Regions from separate parts of the Homo sapiens genome. Here region 1 is linked to region 2. A link is a loop called in an ENCODE intact Hi-C map of the cell type or tissue named here. Cell type or tissue: PC-9. All regions are shown on one strand. Each heading gives the region's core, and the rest is flanking DNA. Links, peaks and the distances in the headings are about the cores only. Region 1 has its middle 460 kb from the start of SPANXN1. Region 2 has its middle 350 kb from the start of SPANXN1.

Region 1 (10,437 bases), core at 1,632-9,631, 100 kb after region 2:
TGCCACTCAGATGTCATGCTTCAGGTAGCATGGTAGACTGATGGTCCCTGCTACTCTCCTTGTGAATCTACCACTACATGCCTGCCAAAGTCTCACTGCCCATGGGCTTCACCCAGCCAATGACTGAGCAGAGTGAAGATAGTAAGGTCTGTTGTGGAGGAACATAGAACTCCTACAATGGAAGACTTTAGTTTGATGTCTCCACATGGTCCTGGCTAAACGACCGTTGGAACTGCCCTGTAATCCTAGCCTCTGTCTACTTAATTCTCTTTCCTTTTCTCTCCCCTTTCAGAGGTGTCAGAACTGAATCACAGTATGAAGGCTCTCCTCACCTCCTGTTCCTTCCATAAATAAATATTTGGCATACCTCATCTTGTCTTGCAGTTTGCTTCTCAGGAGACCCAAGCTAAGGAAGCAGGGAAGATTGGAAGTACAGGAAAATGAACAGCTTCAGAATCAGCTTTCAAACAGTGCAGGTAGAAATAAAAGGACAAAGGCTTTCTCTTTCCATAATTTTGAGTCAATTTTTGTATTTCTTTTTAAAGTAAAGGTTAAGGCTTAATAAGATACTATGCATTTGGAATTATGTAGCAGAAGATATCATGTATGATATACATCATACATTGTGTGTGTATGTATATATGTATATATATACACACACACATACTGATAGATAGATAGATAGATAGATAGATAGATAGATAGATAGATAGATAGCATTGGTACTCCATACACGTCTAGGGCTCCCCACAAAGCTTTTAGGGAGTCTGCAAGATCAAAACTATTTTTTTTCACCGTGTAGACATTTGTACTGATGGTGTAAAACCAATGGTAAGTAACACAGCTTGCACCTTAGCATAAATTAAGAAAGTGGCATCAAACTGCACAAGTGGTCATGTTTTCTTCACTGTCATGCACTTTCAGTTTTAAAAATTCCAGTTTCACTGAAGAATGTACTTGATGAAGCAGAAAGCATGATTAATTTTAATTACTGTTCCACTCTTGAACATGTCTTTTTAGTAAGCCATATGACAAAATGAGAAGTATACATAAAGTACTTCTAAATCACATACTGATGTGAGATGGTTATCTTCAGAAAAAGCATTTGTATAATTATTTGAGTTATGAACTGCATTGGCGGCTATATTTCATGGAACATCATATTTTCCCTAAAAAAAAAAAAAACAGAAAAAAAATGATGCTTCTTCAGACTTGGTTATTTGAAGATATTTATAAATGAAATGAGTATGCCACTTCAATGAAAGCAAGGGATAGTAGCTACTGCCAATGATAATACTTGACAATTCACGGAAAATTAAAACTTTTGCAAATTTTGTATCTACCACCATGAGTTTCAGTTTCCCAATATCTCAGACCTTTTTTCATAAGATGCATGATGATATTTACAAATGTGAAGCAGTATTTTTACATGACCTTGCAGACATTACAAAATCATCCATGTGAAGAAAAATCCATTCACCACGCTAAATGTTCACTGAAACAGTTTCAGATTTCACACTGTAGTAACCTTTAAGAGACTCCTACCAGTTGAGTTTTGTTGTAGTATCACAGGATATTTAAAATTGTTGAAAAGGCAATTAAAATATCCTTTTCTTTTTCAGCTAGTAATTTGTGTAAAGCTGAATTGTCTTTGTATGCATCAAACAAAGCAACATCTCATTACAGACTAAATGCAAAAGCACATATGAGAATACAGTTGTGTTCTATTAAATGAGGTATTAAAGATATGTGCAAAAATTTTAAACAATGCCACTTCTCTCAATATATTTCATTTTGAAAATATAGTTTCTTCTTAAAATGTACTATTTATGTTAACATGTCATTGGTTTATTATTAGTATTACATTAAAGTCAATTAATAATTTATTTTCAGTTTAATTTCTGATGTGGCAAATAGCAACTGATATAACCTCTGTAAACAAAAGCTTTTTAGGCTTTTTAATAATTATCAAAAATGCAAAGGGGTCCTGAGACCAAAATGGTTGAAAATTGCTGATCTAGAAGATTGCTTTTAATCATCATCGTGTTGCAGAATTACAAAGCATGATGATGTCATTATTGTTTAACCATTCTCCCATTTGAGCAAATTCATGGTATTTTTTATCTTTGCCACAATTTCAAACGTCTTTTTTTCTTCCTCTTGGTGTCTCATGAGTAGGTCACCCTGTCTCATGACTTTACACATTTTTATGCCCCATCTAGGAACATACTTATACAGATTTTTGATTTGAAGCCCTGCTTAACCTTTAGCACTCAGGTTAAGTGCCACCTGAATAGTCGTAATCCACACAAACTAAACCCTTTTCTTCTTTCCCTGTCTCATTGTTTTCACACACTGATACATTCCTGCTTGCTGGAATAAGTTCCCAAGTCCTTATCTCATGCTTGTTTTATGGGAACCCAGATTATGATACTATCTGGCCCATAGTAGGTACTCACTGAGAGATTATTACTAGCATTTTGACTTTCCAGCATGATGATTAAGGGTAAGTTACATAGAGTTATTTTTAACTGGTCTGCCATACCACCAATAAATCACCTAAGTTGTGAACAGAACTTAATTGTTTAAATGAGGCACTCTAAAGTACCTCTCTGTGTTATAATATCTATGTGGTTAGTCTTGTGATATCCCTACTCCTACATTTCAGAAGGCCTCTGACCTCTGACCCATGATAAGACTGACCAGTTCTATCATTGGTATATTATTACTTCTTCCTGGAAAGGCTTCTTAGACCACCTGAGGACAGAGAATTGGACTTTTATGTGTTACAAAGATTCATTATATGTTTTTTTGTCTGTTTCTTCATTAATGTAGGTTTAACACTGATTGATCTAACTAGTTTTATTTTACAATAGTAACCTTTTAGCAAGATTATAGGGTAGAGAAAGTGTAGACCTTGCCTACCTTGAACTGGGGGAGGCTAAGACGTATACCAGAAGAACATAATGATTACTAACTGCACACATTGTCATAGGACAGTTGGTAGCACCGTGTCTTCAAGTCAAAAGATTCAAGAGGATAAAATATAAAAATATCTCCTCTTCTGATGGCAGAAACACATCAAAGAAACATGAGAGTTTTTCTACAGAAAATAACGTAATGAAAGATAGCTGGTTCATTGAAGACTATATAGCAACACGTCAGAGTTTCTCATTTATTTTTAGTGGCACAAGTAATGCTCAGTCTGAATAATCTCCTTTTCTCTTTTTATAAAAACAGCTCTATTAAGATATACTTTATATGCCATACAATTCACCTGCTTAAAGTATATGATTCAGTAATCTTTGTTACGTTGTATTATTACATTTTTTAATTTTAGTAAAAATGTATACAACATCTGCCAATTTAACCATTTTAAAATGTACAATTCAGTGACATTGTTCATACAATGTTGTGAAACCACCACCAAGATATCTTTATCCTTTTTTTAAAAAGTGCATGCATGTAGCTACTGTTTTCACTCAACATGTTACATATTTTACTCTACTCTCTTCTTGCTTGCATGATTGCCTTGGAGAAGTCAGATGCTATTCTAATCTTTGTTCCTCAATATGTACAGTATTATTTTATAAAAATTAATTATTTTTTTACATTTTTATTGGTACATGGTAGGTGTATTATTTATAGGGTACCTTAGATGTTGTGATACAGGCATGCAATTTGAAAGGAGGACAGCATGGAGAATGGGGTATTAATTCCCTGAAGCATTTATTCTTTGAGTTAAAAACAATCAATTACATTCTTTAAGCTATTTTAAAATATACAGTTAAGTTATTATTGACTATAGTCACCCTGTTCTGCTGTCAAGTAGTAGGTCTTATTCATTCTACTTTTTTTGTACACATTAACTGTCCCCACTGATATGGTTTGGATTTGTGTCCCCGCCGAAATCTAATGTCGTGTTGGAGGAGGGGCCTGGCGGGGGTGATGGAATCATGGAGGCGGGTTTCCTCCTTGCTGTTCTCAGGAGAGTGAGTGAGTTCTCACAAGATCTGATGGTTTAAAAGTGTGTGGCACTTCCCCCTTCTCTCTCTCTCTCTCTATCCTGCTGCCATGAAAGATGTGACTTGCTTTCCCTTCACTTTCCGCCATGATTGTAAATTTCCTGAGGCCTCCCTAGCCATGGGAAACTGTGAGTCAATTACTCTTTCCTTTATAGATTACTCAGTCTCCGGTAGTTCTTTACAGCAGTGTGAGAAGGGACTAATACAACCACTTTGCCAAAACACCCCACTACCCTTATCAGCCTCTGGTAACCATCCTTCTATTCTCTATGTCCATGAGTTAAATTGTTTTTATTTTTAGATCTCACAAATAATTGAGAACATGCAATGTTTCCCTTTCTATGCCCGACTTATTTAACATGATGATCTAAAATTCCATTAGTGTTGATGCAAATGACTAGATATCATTTTTTATACCTGCGTAGTATGCCATTGTGTATGTACCACATTTTCTTGATCCACTCATCTGTTGATGAAGAGTTAGATTGCTTCCAAATCTTAGCTATTGTAATCAGTGCTACAACAAACATCAACAAACATAGGAGTGCAGATACATCTTTGATATACTGATTTATTTTCTTTTCGGTATAAACCCAGCAGTGGGATTACTGGATTACATGGTAGCTCATTTCTTGTTTTTTTTTTTTTTTTTCTTTTTTTGACCCTCCAAACAGTTCTCCATGGTGGTTGTACAAATATACATTCCCACCAAGAGTGTACAAGGGTTCCCTTTTCTTTACATTTTCTCGAGATTTGTTTTTGCCTGTCTTTTGGATATAAGCCATTTAAACTAGGGGGAGATATCTCATTGTAGTTCTGATTTGCATTTATCTGATGATCAATGATGTTGAGCACCTTTTCATATGCCTGTTTACCATATGCATGTCTTCTTTTGAGAAATGTCTATTCAAATATTTTGCCTATTTTTGGATTGGATTATTAGATTCATTTTTACAGAGGTGTTTGAGCCCCTTATATGTTCTGGTTATTAATCCCTTGTCAGATGGGTAGTTGCAAATATTTTCTCCCATTCTGTTGGTTCACTCTTCACTTTGTTGATTGTATTCTTTGCTGTGCAGAAGCTTTTTTTAACTTGACGTGATTTCATTTGTTTATGTTTGCTTTGGTTGCCTGTGCTTGTAAGGTATTGCTCAAGAAGTCTTTGCCCAGACCCATGTCCTGGAGGTTTTCCCCAATGTTTTCTTGCAGTCATTTCATAGTTTCAGGTATTAGATTTAAGTCTTTAATCCACTTTGATTTGATTCTTATATTTGGTGAGAGTTAGGGGTCTAGATTCCTTTGTTTGCATATGGATATCCAGCATTTTCAGCACCATTTATTGAAGACTCTCTCCTTTCCCCAGTCTATTTTCTTGAAGTCATTGTCACAGATGAGTTCACTGTAGGTGTCTGGATTTGTTTCTGGGTTCTCTATTCTGTTCCACTGGTCTATGTGTCTGTTTTTATGCCAGTACCTTGCTATTGTTAATATAGCTCTGAAGCATAATTTGAAGTATGGGAATGTGGTTCTTCCGTTTTTGTTCTTTTGCTTAGAATAGCTTTAGCTATTATGGGTCTTTTGTGGTTTCATATAAATTTTAGGATTTTTTTTTCTATGTCCCTGAAGAATGTCATTGATAGTTTTATAGGAATTGTATTGAATAAGTAGATTGCTTTGGGTAGTATGGACATTTTCACAATATTGATTGCTTCAATCTATGAACATGAAATATTTTTCAATTTTTTGGTATTCTCTTAAATTTCCTTCATGACTTTTTAATTTTTATTATACAGATCTTTCATTTCTTTGTGTGGGAAAGAGAGTTTCTGGGATGCCAGATGATATGGTCTCCCCTGTGTGAGACACCCCTGGGGAGCCATGGGCGGCCTCTGTGGAGAAAAGTCTCCTTATTGCCTTCATATCTTTATGTACCAAGAGCATAACAGCTCAGTGGCATGCCACAGGTTGCTTGGGGAGATAACACTCCCTTGAAGCAGTGGAGTGTAATCAAACATCTTGGCTTCTCCTGAAAGCCACTCCCACCCATTTCAGTCCCAATAAGTTAAAGATCTTAAGTAGTTTAGCCACACGCCTTTGCTCAAGGAAATTCAGAAACCACCACTGCTATACATCTTATTGAGTGACTCACAGGTTCTCCTGATTAATCCTTTTAATCCTTTTCCTCATTCCTTCCTACCCCTCCCATTTGCCCTAAGAACAAAGAGCTTGTAAACCAATAAATTAGGCGGAGCTGAAGAGCTCTGGGCTGTGAGCAAGCCTCCGAGGCTCCTGTCCCCTGGCCCGCCTTTGAAAATCTTATTCTGTCTCTTTCTAATTCCTTTGTCTCCACTGGATTCGGGGTACCAGCTGGGTGGTGTAGGGCTGGTTTCCCCAACACTTTGGTTAATTTATAGGTATTTAATTTCATGTGTGGCTATTGTAAATGGGATTACATTGTATTTCGTCAGATAGTTTACTTTTGGCATGTAGAAATGCTACTGATTTTTGTATGTGGGTTTCGTATCCTGCAACTTGACTGAATTTATTAGTTCTAATATTTTTGTGTGTCTGTGGAGTTGAAACAGGTTGGCTCTGTGTTTCCACCCAAATCCACCTTGAATTGTAGTTCCCATATTTCCACATGTTGTGGGAGGGACCCAGTGGGAGACCCATAATTGAATCATGGGGGCAGTTTCCCTCATACTGTTCTAGTGGTAGTGAATAAGTTTCATGAGATCTGATGGTTTTATCAAGGGTTTCCTCTTTAGCTTGGCTCTGATTGTCTTTTGTCTGCCACCATGTAAGACATGCCTTTTGCTTCCCACCATGATTGTGGGGCCTCCCCAGCCACGTGGAACTGTGAGTCCATTAAACCTCTTTCTCTTTATAAATTACCCAGTCTTAGGTATGTCTTTATCAGCAGTGTAAACATGGACTAATACAGGAGTCTTTAGGTTTTCTCAAATATAAGATAATATCATTCACAAACAACAATAATTTGATGTCTTTTCTTCAAATATGTATATCCTTTATGTCTCTCTTGTCTGACTGCTCTAGCTAGGACTTGCAATACTTTGTTGAATAACAGTGGTAACAGTGAACATTCTTGTCAGGTTCTAGATCTTAGAAAAAAGGCTTTTAGTTTTTCCCCATTCAATATTACACTAGCCATGGTCCTGTCATATGTGGCTTTTATTATATTAAGGTATGGTCATTCTATACACAGATTTTTGCATATTTTTGTCATGAAGGGATGCTAAATTATATAAAATGCTTTGTCAGCATCAATTGAAATGATTATGTGGCTTTTATCCTTCATTCTGTTGATATAATGTGTCACATTGATTGATTTGCATATGTTGAACCATCCTTGCATTCCAGAAATAAATCACACTTGGTCGTGACGAATGATCTTTCTAATGTATTGTTGAATTTAATTTGCTAGAATTTTGTTGAGGTTTTTTGCATCAATATTTATCAGAGATATTAGTCTGTAGTTTTCATTTTTTTTATGTGTCCTTGCCTGGTTTTGGTATTAGAGTAATACTAATACTGGTATCATGGAATGAGGTTGGACATATTCCCTTCTCCTCTATTTTTCAGAGTAGTTTGAGTAGGATTGGTATTACCTCTTCTCTAAATGTTTGATAAAATTTGGCAGTGAAGCCATAGGGTCCTGGGCTTTTCTTTACTGGGAGACTTTTATTATGGCTTCAATCTCATTATTTATTGGTCTGTTCAGGTTTCAGATTTAATCTTGGTAGATTGTATGTATCTAGGAATTTGTCTATTTCTTCTGGATTTTTCAATTTATTGTCATATAGTGCTCCAGGGTTTGGTGCATATATATTTAAAATTTTTATATGCTCTGGCTGAATTTACCTTTTTATCATTATATATTGACCTTCTTTGTCTCTTATAGTTTTTGTCTTGAAATCTATTTTGTCTAATATAAGCATAGTGACTCCTCTTTTTTTATTTTCATTGGCATGAGATATCATTTTTTATTCCTTTATTTTCAGCCACATGTGTGTCTTTATAGATGAAGTGTGTTTATTGTAGGCAACAGATCAATGGGTCTTGCTTTTTATCCATTCAGTAAGTCTATATGTTTTGATTGAACAGTTTAGTCCATTTATATTCAATGTTGTTTTTTATATGTAAGGACTTACTACTGCCATTTTGTTATTTGTTTTCTTTTTGTTTGTGGTCTTCTTTCTTTTCTTCCTGTCTTCCTCTTGTGAAGGTAATTCTTTCTGGTGATATAATTTAGTGCCTTTTTATTTTTGTGCATCTGTTGTGTTTTTTGGTTTGAAGTTACAATGAGTCTGCAAATACCATCTTAAAATTCATAATTTCAACCGAATAACAACTTAACACTATAGGAATAAACAAACAAACATATAAAAAATAAAGCTAATAATCTAAGCCTTAACTTTAACCCCTTGCTTTTTAACTTTTTGTTGTTTCTAATTATATCTTATGGTAATTAATATGTCTTGAAAAGTTGTTCTACTTATTATTTTCGATTGCTTTATTGTTTACTCTTTCAACTTAGCATAGAGGTAGTTTATACACTACAGTTACAGCGCTATAATATTTTCTGTTTTTTGTATACTTACTACTGCCAGTAACTTTTATATTTTCAAGTGATTATTTATTGCTTATTAATGTATTTTTCTTTCTGATTGAACTGCTCTCTTTAATTGTAGGATGGGTCTGGTATTAATCAAATCAGTCAGCTTCTGTTTGCCTGGTAAAGTCTTTAATTTTCCTTCATGTTTGAATGATATTTGCACCAAATATACTATTCTAGGGTAATTTTTTTCAGCACTTTAAAATGTCGTACCACTTTATCTTGGTCTATAAGTCTTCCACTGAAAAATATTCTGCCAGGTGTATTGGAGCTCCATGGTATGTTATTTGTTTCTTTTCTCTAGCTGCTTTTAGAATTCTTTCTTTATCCTTGACCTTTGGGAGTTTGATTATTAAATGCCTTGAAGTAGTCTTTGGGTTAAATCTGCTTGGTGTTCTGTAGCCTTCTTATACTTGGATACTGATATGTTTCTCTAGGTTTGGGAATTTCTCTGTTATTATCTCTTGGAATAAACTATCTACCCCTATCTCTTTCTCTGCCTCCTCTTTATGGCCAATAATTCTTAGATATTCCCTTTTGAGGATATTTTCTAAATCCTATAGGCTTACTTCATTGTTTGTTTGTTTGTTTGTTTCCTCTGACTGTGTATTTTCAAATAGTAATCTTTAAGCTCACTAATTCTTCTGTTTGATTAATTCTACTGTTTAAGGACTCTGATGCCCTCGTTTGTATGCCCATTTCATTTGTCAGCTGGAGAATTTCTTCTTGCTACTTATTTCAATCTCTTTAATTATTATTAAAGTAATTATTTCAATCTCTTTGTTAAATTTATCTGAATTTATTCTTTGTGTTATTTTGAATTTGTGTTTTCTCAACATACCTATTTTGAATTCTCTCTCTGAAAGGTGACATATCTCTGTTTCTCTGGGATTGGTCCCTGGTGTGTTATTTAGTTAATTTGTACAGGTCATGTTTTCCTGGATGGTGTTGATACTAGCAGATATTCTTCAGTGTCTGGGCACTGGAGATCTAGGTAATTATTGTAGTCTTCACTCTCTGTGTATAACTGTAGCCTTCCTTTTTGGGAAGGTTCTTCAATATTTGGAAGAACTTGGGTGTTATGATATAAGCTGTATCTGCTTTAGGGGGAACCCCACGGCCAGTAACACTGTGATTCTTGCAGACTCTTAGAAGTACTGCCTTGATGATTTTGGACTATATCTGGGAGAATTTTCTGGATTACCAGGCAGAGACTCTTGTTCTCTTCCCTTACCTTTTTCTAAACATATGGAGCTGCTCTCTTTTTTTCTGAGTCATCAAAAGCTGGGGGTGGAGTCACACAAGTACCCATGTGACCACCACTGCTATGACTGCACTGGATCATACCTGAAGCCAGCATAGCGTTGAGTCTCACCCCAGGTCTGCTGTACCCACTCCCTGTATACTATCTATGCTCACTCAAGGCCCTTGGGCTTTATAATCAGCAGTTTGCAAAGTTTGCCAGGCCTGTGTTTTTTTCCTTTAGGTTGACAAGATCTCCCAACTTTTGGGTGAGTCCAGAAGTGCTATCTGGGGGTCAGGGATTAGATTCAAAAACCTCAGAAGTTTACTTGGTGTTCTATTATATTGCAGCTGAGCCAGGTGCAGTTTTTCTTACTCTTCCCTCCCCTTTCTGAAGTCAGTGAAGCCTCACCCTGCAGCCACAGCCACCTAGGCCACAAGGAGTACTGCCAGAATACTGCAGATGTTCCCTCAAGGTCCAAGGGCTCTTCAGTTAGCTTGTCATGAGTGCTGCCTGGCCTGGGACTCACCCTT
Region 2 (10,437 bases), core at 1,287-9,286:
TATTTAAGTTGGTACAGTGGACCAACATAAACATCACTGATATTAATACTTTGTCCAAGTGATAATATATACAAATTTATACCAACAATGAAAGCAGAAATTGTCTGAAATTCATGAAAACCAATAATTGATTAGAAACACAGTAATTATAATTCAATATATTGTATAAGCAATATTCACTTATCTGTCATGAAAAGCAGGGTTGAAATATTTAGAAAGTTTAAATTGATTAGAATTTCTATGAAAAAGACAAACTCAGTCTCCAAAATAATTAAGTATTAGCTTATATAAGCAGATGCTTTGCTACCCCTCATTTATCACCTTGTCCTATCTTGGAGGTCACCACAGAAAGTTACTGTACTTGCAGACAGCATTTTGTGTCTCTGTGCCTGGGATTATTTTCTAGTTACTGGAGCATGTTCAGTTTGTTTGTGGGATCAGCCAGATGTTCTGAGTAGTTAATACTTCAGGGCGTCACTCAGCCAAGAGTGAAGGGAGTTGGTGAATATATTACACCGGTTCTTTGGCTCTCAGTGGGAAAATGAGATGAACTCCCCATTTCTCACTCTCTCGCAGTGTTTCCTGACATCATCTTCCAAATTAACTTCTTGCAGTCAAATTCTGTGACTCAGAGTCTGCTTTTGGAGAGACACAAACTAACATAGATTATATTATCTTCCACAATATATTTAAATCACAGATAATTCATATGTGTTTTTATTTTTTTTATTGTATTTATTTATCTATGGAGACAGAGTCTCGCTTAGTTGCCCAGGCTGGAGTACAGTGATGCAACCTTGGCTCACTGCAAACTTCGCCTCCCGAGTTCAAGCGATTCTCTTGACTCAGCCACCTGAGTAGCTGGGATTACAGGCGTGCGCCACCACGTCTGGCTAATTTTTGTATTTTTAGTAGAGATGGGGGTTTTGCCATGTTGCTCAGGCTGGTCTTGAACTTCTGACCTCAAGTGATCTGCTTGCCTTGGCCTCCCAAAGTGCTGAGATTATAGGCATGAGCCACTGCGCCTGGCCCATATGTGTTTTTAAATCAAAATTATCAAACTAGTCTGATGTGTCTAAGGATTTACCTTGACTAAGAGTATTATATAAGTTTAATTATGATATGGATCCAGATATAATTTTGCATTTACTTACCAAATATTAAAATTGATTCAAAGGCATTTTTGTTAGTAGATTTTTATGATGACTAATTGTTAGCATAATACCTATTTGCATTTTCCTTCTGTTTGATTATAAATCTGTCTTTTGAATTGTTCTCTTGTATTACAGACAAATGACAGACACATGTTCAATTAATCCCCAAAAGTGGCCCCCACGAAGACATTCCCAGATACATAGGGCTACTAACTCAAGTAGACCACTGGAAATGGTGAATTACTTTCCCTCTGTGAGGAGGAGTTAAGTACTTTGTTCGTTCATAGGGCCATAGACACACAAAAAGTAAATATAAATATAAGTACAGCTATACACATTGTCAATAACTTCTGCAGGCAAAACCAGACTAAACAAAAAAAAAGAAGACTCTCTACAAATAAACAGAATTCTGAGACTGTGTATGTTTTCAAACGAATCCACTTTTTAGAAAATACAGGTGTTAATCATTCTTCAGACATAAGAGTTACAGACCACTAGATGACACTAATTCTTCTTTCATCCACTCTAAAATTTGGCAGTCAGAAATCCACAGCATTTCTTAAACAAAAGAAACACCCCTAGATGTCTGCCAATCTAATACTTTACATCATGTTTGACATTTTCCAGACTTTTAGACTCAAACACTGGTAACAAAGCTAGGACATTGTGCTCAAGTCTTCAGTTTTTAAAATGAAAGCCTGGTAGCTGTGGAGTCTTCCAGACTCATCTGCAGAGCACCTCTTGCACCTAAAACAGGACTTTTAGACTTCTTGAAAGATAATCACCAGGTCCCCATGAGTTTCTAACTGGCAGACAGTAATGGCATGTAAAAAGTGTCCAATTTTAAAAATCCAAAATTGCCTAAAACTTTGTCATATGTGATCTCTGAAAATATGCCCCACTTGTTTTTCTCAACTCAAAACACAACAGTTGGTGTCAGTAGCCCTGGAAGAGGGAGATCAGGAATGCTTAAAAGATCCTAAAGGTGCTGTGGGGATCGTCATTGACCAAGGATTGATCTCTGTTCCAGTGGTTCTTTATGTGGTAATCCCATCTATAAAAAATTACCAAAACCTTAAAACATGTATCTCAAATTATTAATAATATAATTCTTACACAAATATGTAATGAGTGGATGTCAAAGTTTTATTCAGTTTATGAATGGAGAAACTAGAAAAGTAACAGAGCTAGCTTCAGAAGCATTTGAGAAATATGGACTTACATAATTACTGAGGACAGAGATGTTGAAATAAATTTGCAGGGTTAAGTACAAAACTGTTCACCATCTTACCAGGCAATAAAATTATAATTTTTGATATTATATTCTCCATTAGACAGAAAAAAGCAATCATTCCATCCTTCAGTGTTCTACAATTTAAGGTGTCATAGAACATCTGGGCCTTGATGATCAGAAAAAGTACATTTCCCGGGAGTGTCAATAACTTTCAATGGGGTCAATTGAAAATGTTCTAACATGCTATTATAAGGTCAGATGTTTATCTTTTTACTTTGTTGTGAAGTTTTGATTTTTTTTTTTTTTTCCTGAAAGATCAGAACAAGTAATTTCTGAAGAATGGTTTGGGAAAGATAAAAGCAGCTCTCAAATACTGTGTAACACACACATCCCCGGCCTAAAACATTGAATCATGAGGAGTGTTGGGATGTTTACTATTAATATTTGAAACGATTTGAAGCTACACCTGTAATTTCATCACACTTATTTGCATTCTAATATACATTCTTTTTTTTTTTTTTTTTTTTTTTGAGATGCAGTCTCGCTCTGTCACCCAGGCTGGAGTGCAGTGGCGCGATCTCGGCTCACTGCAAGCTCCGCCTCCCGGGTTCACGCCATTCTCCTGCCTCAGCCTCCTGAGTAGCTGGGACTACAGACACCCGCCACCAGGCCTGGCTAATTTTTTGTATTTTTAGTAGAGATGGGGTTTCACTGTATCAGCCAGGATGGTCTGGATCTCCTGACCTTGTGATCCACCTGCCTTGGCCTCCCAAAGAGCTGGGATTACAGGCGTGAGCCACCACGCCCGGTCCTAATATGCGTTCTTATGTAGAAGAGAGCACCTGAATCAGAGTCTCTGAGGAGAAAAGCCTGCATCGATAGTTATTTAAAGCTCCCCAAGTAATCCTAGTGTGCAGCCAGGATTAAGAACTGCTGCTCTGTCCAGGTGCGGTGGCTCACGCCTGTAATCCCAGCACTTTGGGAGGCCGAGGCGGGCAGATCACCTGAGGTTGGGAGTTCGAGACCAGCCTGACCATATGGAGAAACCCCATCTCTACTAAAAAATACAAAATTAGCTGGGTGTGGTGGCAGGCGCCTGTAATCCCAGCTACTCGGGAGGCTGAGGCAGGAGAATTGCTTGAACCCGGGAAGCCTAGGTTGCAGTGAGCCAAGATTGCACCATTGCACTCCAGCCTGGGCGACAAGAGTGAAACTCGGTGTCAAAAACAAAAAAGAACTGCTGTTCTAGAATGAAACACTGCTCATTCCAGCATAGCGCGCATCTGCCCCTGATGCCACTCACTCAAAAGCAAGACTAGTTGTAGAAAAGTCCCACCCAAGCCACGGCATTGTTCCTAAGTAGCTGATCTAGTGCATAATCTGTTGCTTCATTCTAAAATATGAATTTGCAATCAAGGTTAACCAGGCATTTGAGAAACGTCTGCAACTTATAAGAAAAAGACTTAAATAAATGAACTGAAGTAAAACAACTCCACACACTGCAAAAATTCAGGAAGAGCTTTTTAAAAATGCCTAATTAGTGATTTCAGTGTACTAGGCAAGATTTTAAGGGAGGAAACCAGTATTGGAGTTTGAATCTCCTGTGTCCCACCACATAAAAATTTTTTCTCATGTAGAGTTAGAGAAGATTAGTAAATTTATAACTTTTGTTCCTAAGTTGACCATGTCCCAAGAGAAACACGCCACCATGCTGATGCTCACTTTGAATACGTGACTGCCAAATTATTAGATTCTGGAAATCATGCTGTCTTTCCCTTAGTTCATTCAGTCTCTCAGTCTCTGGACTTCAGTCCCGTGTTCCTCTTCCTCCTCCTCACGTTCATCTAAGGGCATTGCTATCTTTTTTCACTAAGAAAATTGAAGTAATCAGAATTGAGTTTCTTCAGCTGCCCCACCACATCTATATACCAACCAGCATGTGTACCCATGTTCTCTTCCTTCCTGCCTGTTATTAACTCTTAATTTTTCTGTCTAGCAATACACTAGCCCCATCTTGTTTACCAACTCAAGAACATAGCTGCAGCATTCTCTTCTTTCTTTTCCATTCATTTTCATTTTTAAGGAGCATTACAGTCAGTAAACATCCTTTTCTTGACCCTACATTCCCCTTAAGGTACTGTGCCATCTCTCTGCACTCTTTTAAACCAAAATTCCTTGAAAGAGTTGTCAGCTCTTCCTTTGAACTTCTTCTCCTCCCATTCTTTCCTGTGTTGCCAAAACACCTGGGGTTCGGTATAGAGCCTGCTACTCACTGCACGGAAAGCCAATCACTGAGACAGTGTATATTGCCAGAAAGGAAGGCTTTATTCAGGTGCTGCAACAAGGAGATGGGAGACGAGTCTCAAATGCATTTCCCTGATTGACTAAAATTAGGGGTCTATATAGCAGGGAAGAAATGTAATCCTGTGGGAAAACAGGAATTAGGGAAGGATAAGAAAGAAGAGTTGGTGAACAGCAAGCAGATGGTCACTCAGGCAATCATGATGGCTGAGGGCTCTGGCATCTCGTTTTCCAGGTTCAGTGATCTGGTAAGTTTCAGCTCCTTGATGCTATATGGGAGGCCTGATGGTTGATTTCCAGAGGAAAAAACTCAGATAAAACAATTATATCTTTCTCAAGCTTTAAGACTAGAAGGATCAATTTCTATATTTAGTCAAAGAAGCCATAAACATCAGTTCTTGTGGGACAATTGAACCAGTTTCATTGGAAAACTATAGGCTTTTTCTTACCATTGAAACAGTGCCTTTCACGCCACCACATTGTTAAATTAAATGATTAATTTTTAGTTTTCATTTTGCTTGACCCATCAGCAGCATTTAATAACAATTACTCCTTCCTGCGTTAATTATTTTGTTTACTTGGCTTCAGAAATGCATCTTCCTACCTCATTGTCCATTCTTCTTTGCTGGTTTATTTAATTAAATTAATTTATTTTTAAATTGACAGATAAGATTGTATTTATTGTGTAAAATGATGTTTTAAAGTATATATTCATTGTGGAATGGCTAACTAGTTAATTTACATATGCATTACCTCATACAGTCATCACTTTGTGGAGAGAACAATGAACATCCACACTCTTAGCATTTTTTAAGAATACAATATGTTGTCATAAACTATAATAACCATGCTGTAAAATAGATCTCTGGAACTTATTCCTCCTAACTAAGTCTCTAATTGTAATTTTTTATCCTTTGTCTAACATCTCCCCAACCCCCTTAGGCTCTGGTAACCTCCCTTCTACTCTCTTGTGTGAAGTTTTTTACTGGTTTCTTCTCATTAATCCTACTAATAACCACTAGAGGGCCTTAGGATTTAGTCTTTGGTCTACTTCTCTATTTAACCTCACTACCTTGATGGTCTCAGCTCTCCAGTTTTATATATCTTCTGAAAGGTCCCAGTTTTTCTATACCATAGAAATGACTCCTAAATTAATATCTCCAGCCTGATTTCTCTCCTACACTCCAAACATTCATTTCTAACTATTTACCTGCCTTTTTAAATCTAGGCTATCTAATAAACATCTAAAATTTACCTGAGCTTTTGACCTCTTACACACAACCCACTTACCCTAAGGTTTCCTTATCTCTATAGATGGCAACACTATCCTCCCAGCTGTTCAGAAAAATAACCTTGGAATTCAATGGGAGGAAAAACTTTTCCTCTACTGACTTTGGTACAATAGTTGGGGGCCTCCAAATTTAACTGACAATAGACAGATTAACAGGAGAAAAGTCAAAGTTGAATCATATGCATATGAAACTGCACAAAACAAGTAGCTCACTAACAAATTAGAGATAGAGGTTTAAATACCTAATTTATAAAAAAGAGTAGGGTAGGAAAGGCTTTTATAAGAAGACATGTTTTCTTTAGGAAAGTCAAATGGGACTTTTGAGGAACAAAGGAGAGATACGAGAGTTTGTGGTTGGTAATTTAGGCAGGTACCACTGGCCTTTCTGGCAAGAAAAACGTGAGCGTATTTTTTGCAGTTTCACTCTCCTTCTTCTTCCTGGGAGTGAGGTGGCCCAGAAGAGGGGATTTATAACAGATGTTTTCACCTTCAGTCAGATAGGAGAAGGTCAGATAAAGCTTCTTTCTGCATCTTTTGAATCTCATCCCTAGTTTAAAATGATCTTCATAACAATTTTGGGGGGTCCAAGTGGGTCCCTTCACATCCATAACTCCCTTGTTCTCATATTCCATATCTAATCTGTTAGCAAATCGTGTGTTCCTTATCTTCACAATATATTCAGAATCTGATCAAGTCTCACTAGTATAATCCTGGTCCGCACCAACATTATCTTTCTTCCTAAGTAGTCTCCTTGATTTTATTCACGCCCTACAATCCTCTCACAAGACTATACTCTGCCCATCAGCCAGAACAGCTCTTTTGTAGCATTGGTCAGATCATGTCTTTATCTTTTTACAACCTTCCAATGGTTTTCCTTCTTATTCAGAGTAAAAATAAGCCTCTTGTAAAGGTCTACAAGGCCCTACATGACATTACTGCAAACTGCTTTTTTGCTTCCTATTTCACCCTTCTATCTTAATCTAAGTCACACTAGTTTTCTTGTTACACTTGAGGCTCTTGCTGTTTTCTACACCCTAAATGTTCTTCTGCCAGATAGAATGCCTCTTTCATTTGTTTTCTTTCATTTGCTAATAGACAGTGAAACATATTTTTTCACACAAGAGAAAAATGAAAAGTTCTATAATATATAACAACTCTTAAAAATCAATAAATTAAAAAAACAAAACAACTAAATTGAATAATGAGTGAAGATATAAACAAGGCACTCAGACAAAAAATAAGAAATTGAAAACAATGTTATAAAGTGTGTTCCACCTTTTTTGTAAAGGCCTATGAACGGGAGCGAGTTAAATTTTTAAGTATCATCCATATAATGAAATATTATACATTAAATCTAAGACCTCAAACTGTAAAACTACTAAAACAATGGGGAGATTTTCCAGGACATTGAACCGGGCAAAGAGTTTTTGAGTAATATCCCACAAGTCCAGGCAACCAAAGCAAAGATGAACACGTGGGATCACATCAAGTTAAAAAGCTTCTGCAGAGCAAAGCATACAATCAACCAAGCGAAGAGACAACCCGCAGAATGATAGAAAATATATGCAAACTACCCATCTGACAAGAAATTAATAACCAGAATATATAAGGAGCTCAAACAACTCTATAGGAAAAAGTCTAATAGTCCATTTAGTCAAATAATGTAGATCTGTCTATACCTACATGGAAATATCTTCATGATATATTATTAGCCAAATAAACAGTGGCAGAAGAACATATAAATTATGAATTTATCTTAATAATGCTTAAGTGTATGTTTGTATTGTGCATCACATTATGTTACTCTGAGTTTTTTTCTATGACAATGTGAAATAGCAGGGTTCTTTTGATAGGTGCACTTGTGAGATTAGATTGCGTTCTGTGCTCTGGTGATGAGTCCTTGGGCCTATCATTTTGCTAGGAGGAAGTGTTATCAATTTTTACATACTTGGAATTTATATCTTACATATTTTTAAAAATACTTGTGGAAGCTTATAATGAAAATACTTTAAACAGCTAAATACTTTTAAAAAATGAATAGAGTAAGGGGGAAAGGTCAGAACAATATAGAGGTAAAAGGTATAAAGTTGCACTTATATTTACACAAAATTATTCTGTTTATTTCTGTATTTCTAAATTTTACTTATTGTTTTTTTTTTTTTAGAGGGAGTCTCACTCTGTTGCCCAGCCTGGAGTGCAGGGGCATGATCTCGGCTCACTGCAACCTCCACCTCTTGGGTTCAAGCGATTCTCCTGCCTCAGCCTCCTGAGTAGCTGAGATTTCAGGCACTCGCCACCACTTCAGGCTAATTTTTGTATTTTATTAGAGACAGGGTTTTACCTTGTTAGCCAGGCTGATCCCAAACTCCTGACCTCAAGTGATCCGCCCACCTCAGCCTCCCAAAGTGCTGGGATTACAGGTGTGAGGCACCGCACCTGGCCTTATTCAGTGTATTTTTGAGCTTCCTGTAAACCAAGACAAAACAGGATATAAATTTAAAAATAGAAAAAAAGGCCAGGCGTGGTGGCTCACACCTGCAATTGCAGCACGTTGGGAAGCTGAGGCGGGCGTATCACGAGGTCAGGAGATCAAGACCATCCTGGCAAACACGGTGAAACCCCGTCTCTACTAAAAATACAAAAAAAAAAAAATAGCTGGGCGTGGTGGCGGGTGCCTGTAGTCCCAGCTACTGGGGAGGCTGAGGCAGGAGAATGGCATGAACCCAGGAGGCGGAGCTTGCAGTGAGCCGAGGTCTTGCCACTGGTCTCCAGCCTGGGTGACAGTGAGACTCCGTCTCAAAAAAAAAAAAAGAAAAGAGAAAAAAAAAGAAATCTTGACAGCTTGTCTACCCCAGCAGAGTTGCGAGCCACAATTGTAAGAATGGAAGTAAAGATGCTTTACACAATATAAAGTGCCATATAAATGTAAGGTACTGTTTCTACCTAGTCACTCATCTTTTTTCTTAGGGAAACTTCTAAACAGGCCTTCCTCTGGCCTGAATTACCCTTTGTGGACAAAATACAGTAAAGAAAGTTTTTCTAGAGTTTCTTGCACTTGGTCTTATAGCTACTTACCATTCTGCCTTTGCAGAAGTGCTCTTTTAATCAGTAGCTGTATTATGTCCAATTATGTCAGAAACAAATTAGCACATTAAATAAAAAGTTCTTGAGGAAGACATAAGTGATTTGTATAGCCACTTAAATGAATCTAATTTATAGATGAAGTTTGTCAAGTTTAAAAATTATTCACAAACCAACTGTTGTTCTTGACAGTTAAAATACTTATACCATGTAGTTAATACGGTGGTGCTTGTGACTTCATTTCTGGTTGGTATGCTTAGATAAGTTGGCAACATTTGAGGCTATCGATTATAAAATTCAATCAGTAGAAGAGGCAACCCAGTTAAATCTTGACTTGATTATTAGCCATTTTTTTCCAAAATGAGGCTCCCAGGAGGTATTCTACAGTTTTAAAAAGAACGTATTAAATGATGATTGAAGCAGTTAAGAGCTCTTCTTTAAACTGTGTACAAACTCATTAGAAAAAGTTTGCCTGAATAGCATAGTTTCTGGAGATAATCTGGCTGATTAAAATCCCTTTTCTCCCATTTACCAGCTGTGCATCATCATAAGCAAAGGCCTTAGTAATTCAGTGACTCAGTTTCCTCCTACGTAAAATTGATACAGCAACAGTACCTACCTTAAAGAGTTGTGAAAATCAAATGAGGTAATACCTATAATGGGCTTAGAATGATAATTTGGCTTCTAACATTCAAAAAATGTTAGCTAGTAGTAATTGTAGTATCACATAGATCAGAATGCCATAGTCTGTGCTGCAGAATCCTCTCTCTCGGTGTAGGTGACTAGGAAATGCTATTTTATCTGCTTTGTGTCAGAACAGTTTCTCCAAAGAAAGCTCACCAAGGAAGCAGGCACCTGGAGTTGGTTTGCAGAATACTACTGTACAAAGAAAGGGTGAGAAGAGTTAGAGAGGTTTCTTCAAGAAACCAGAAATGACATAAAAATCATTTTGTCCACAGGATGGGCATCAAACTTAAAATGAGAGGCAAAGGCATAGGTTAAGAGCCAGGCAGAGGTAAAGTGAAACAGAGACAAAATTGGGAATTATGAGATAGACCTTACTATTCTTTAAAAAGCATTCAGCTCTTCTTCATTATCCTTGGTTTGCCAATATGAGATCCAAGCCTGAATGAATTAGGTTGGCTTAAAAAGTATAGGGCTAAGTCTGTTTCTTCGGATGGATGTCCTGTACACTTTTGTTTAATGGAAAAACAGAATGGTAATTCAGATTGTTAGGAAAGTTAGGACAAAAAGTGTTTATTTAAGGATCAGGAAATTTCAGTATGCTTTTAGGCAAAAAGAAAAGCAGTTAATAAACAGGGATTCAAAAATGCCAGAAAAAGAGGGATAACTGTTAGAGTATGATTCTAAAAGGA

What was found. A loop is a pair of places that touch in the nucleus more often than their neighbours do. Peaks named below come from ENCODE experiments on the same cell type or tissue, not always from the same donor. Only the 100,000 strongest peaks of a DNase experiment are listed, where the experiment ranks them.
Region 1: a loop joins it to region 2, with 13 times the contacts of the local background. A loop is called at or near these places in 2 of 110 quality-filtered maps.

What each region holds. Positions count from the first base shown.
Region 1 is chrX:144,787,244-144,797,680 of GRCh38, reverse strand. No RefSeq gene overlaps it. Among named protein-coding and RNA genes, the nearest start is that of SPANXN1, 460 kb to the left of the region's middle. In PC-9, for the core only: no CTCF peak of the experiment used is centred there; a DNase peak (open chromatin) is centred at 6,170; H3K4me3 peaks cover 597 bases; H3K27ac peaks cover 2,041 bases.
Region 2 is chrX:144,891,814-144,902,250 of GRCh38, reverse strand. No RefSeq gene overlaps it. Among named protein-coding and RNA genes, the nearest start is that of SPANXN1, 350 kb to the left of the region's middle. In PC-9, for the core only: a CTCF peak has its summit at 5,717 (motif pointing right); no DNase peak of the experiment used is centred there.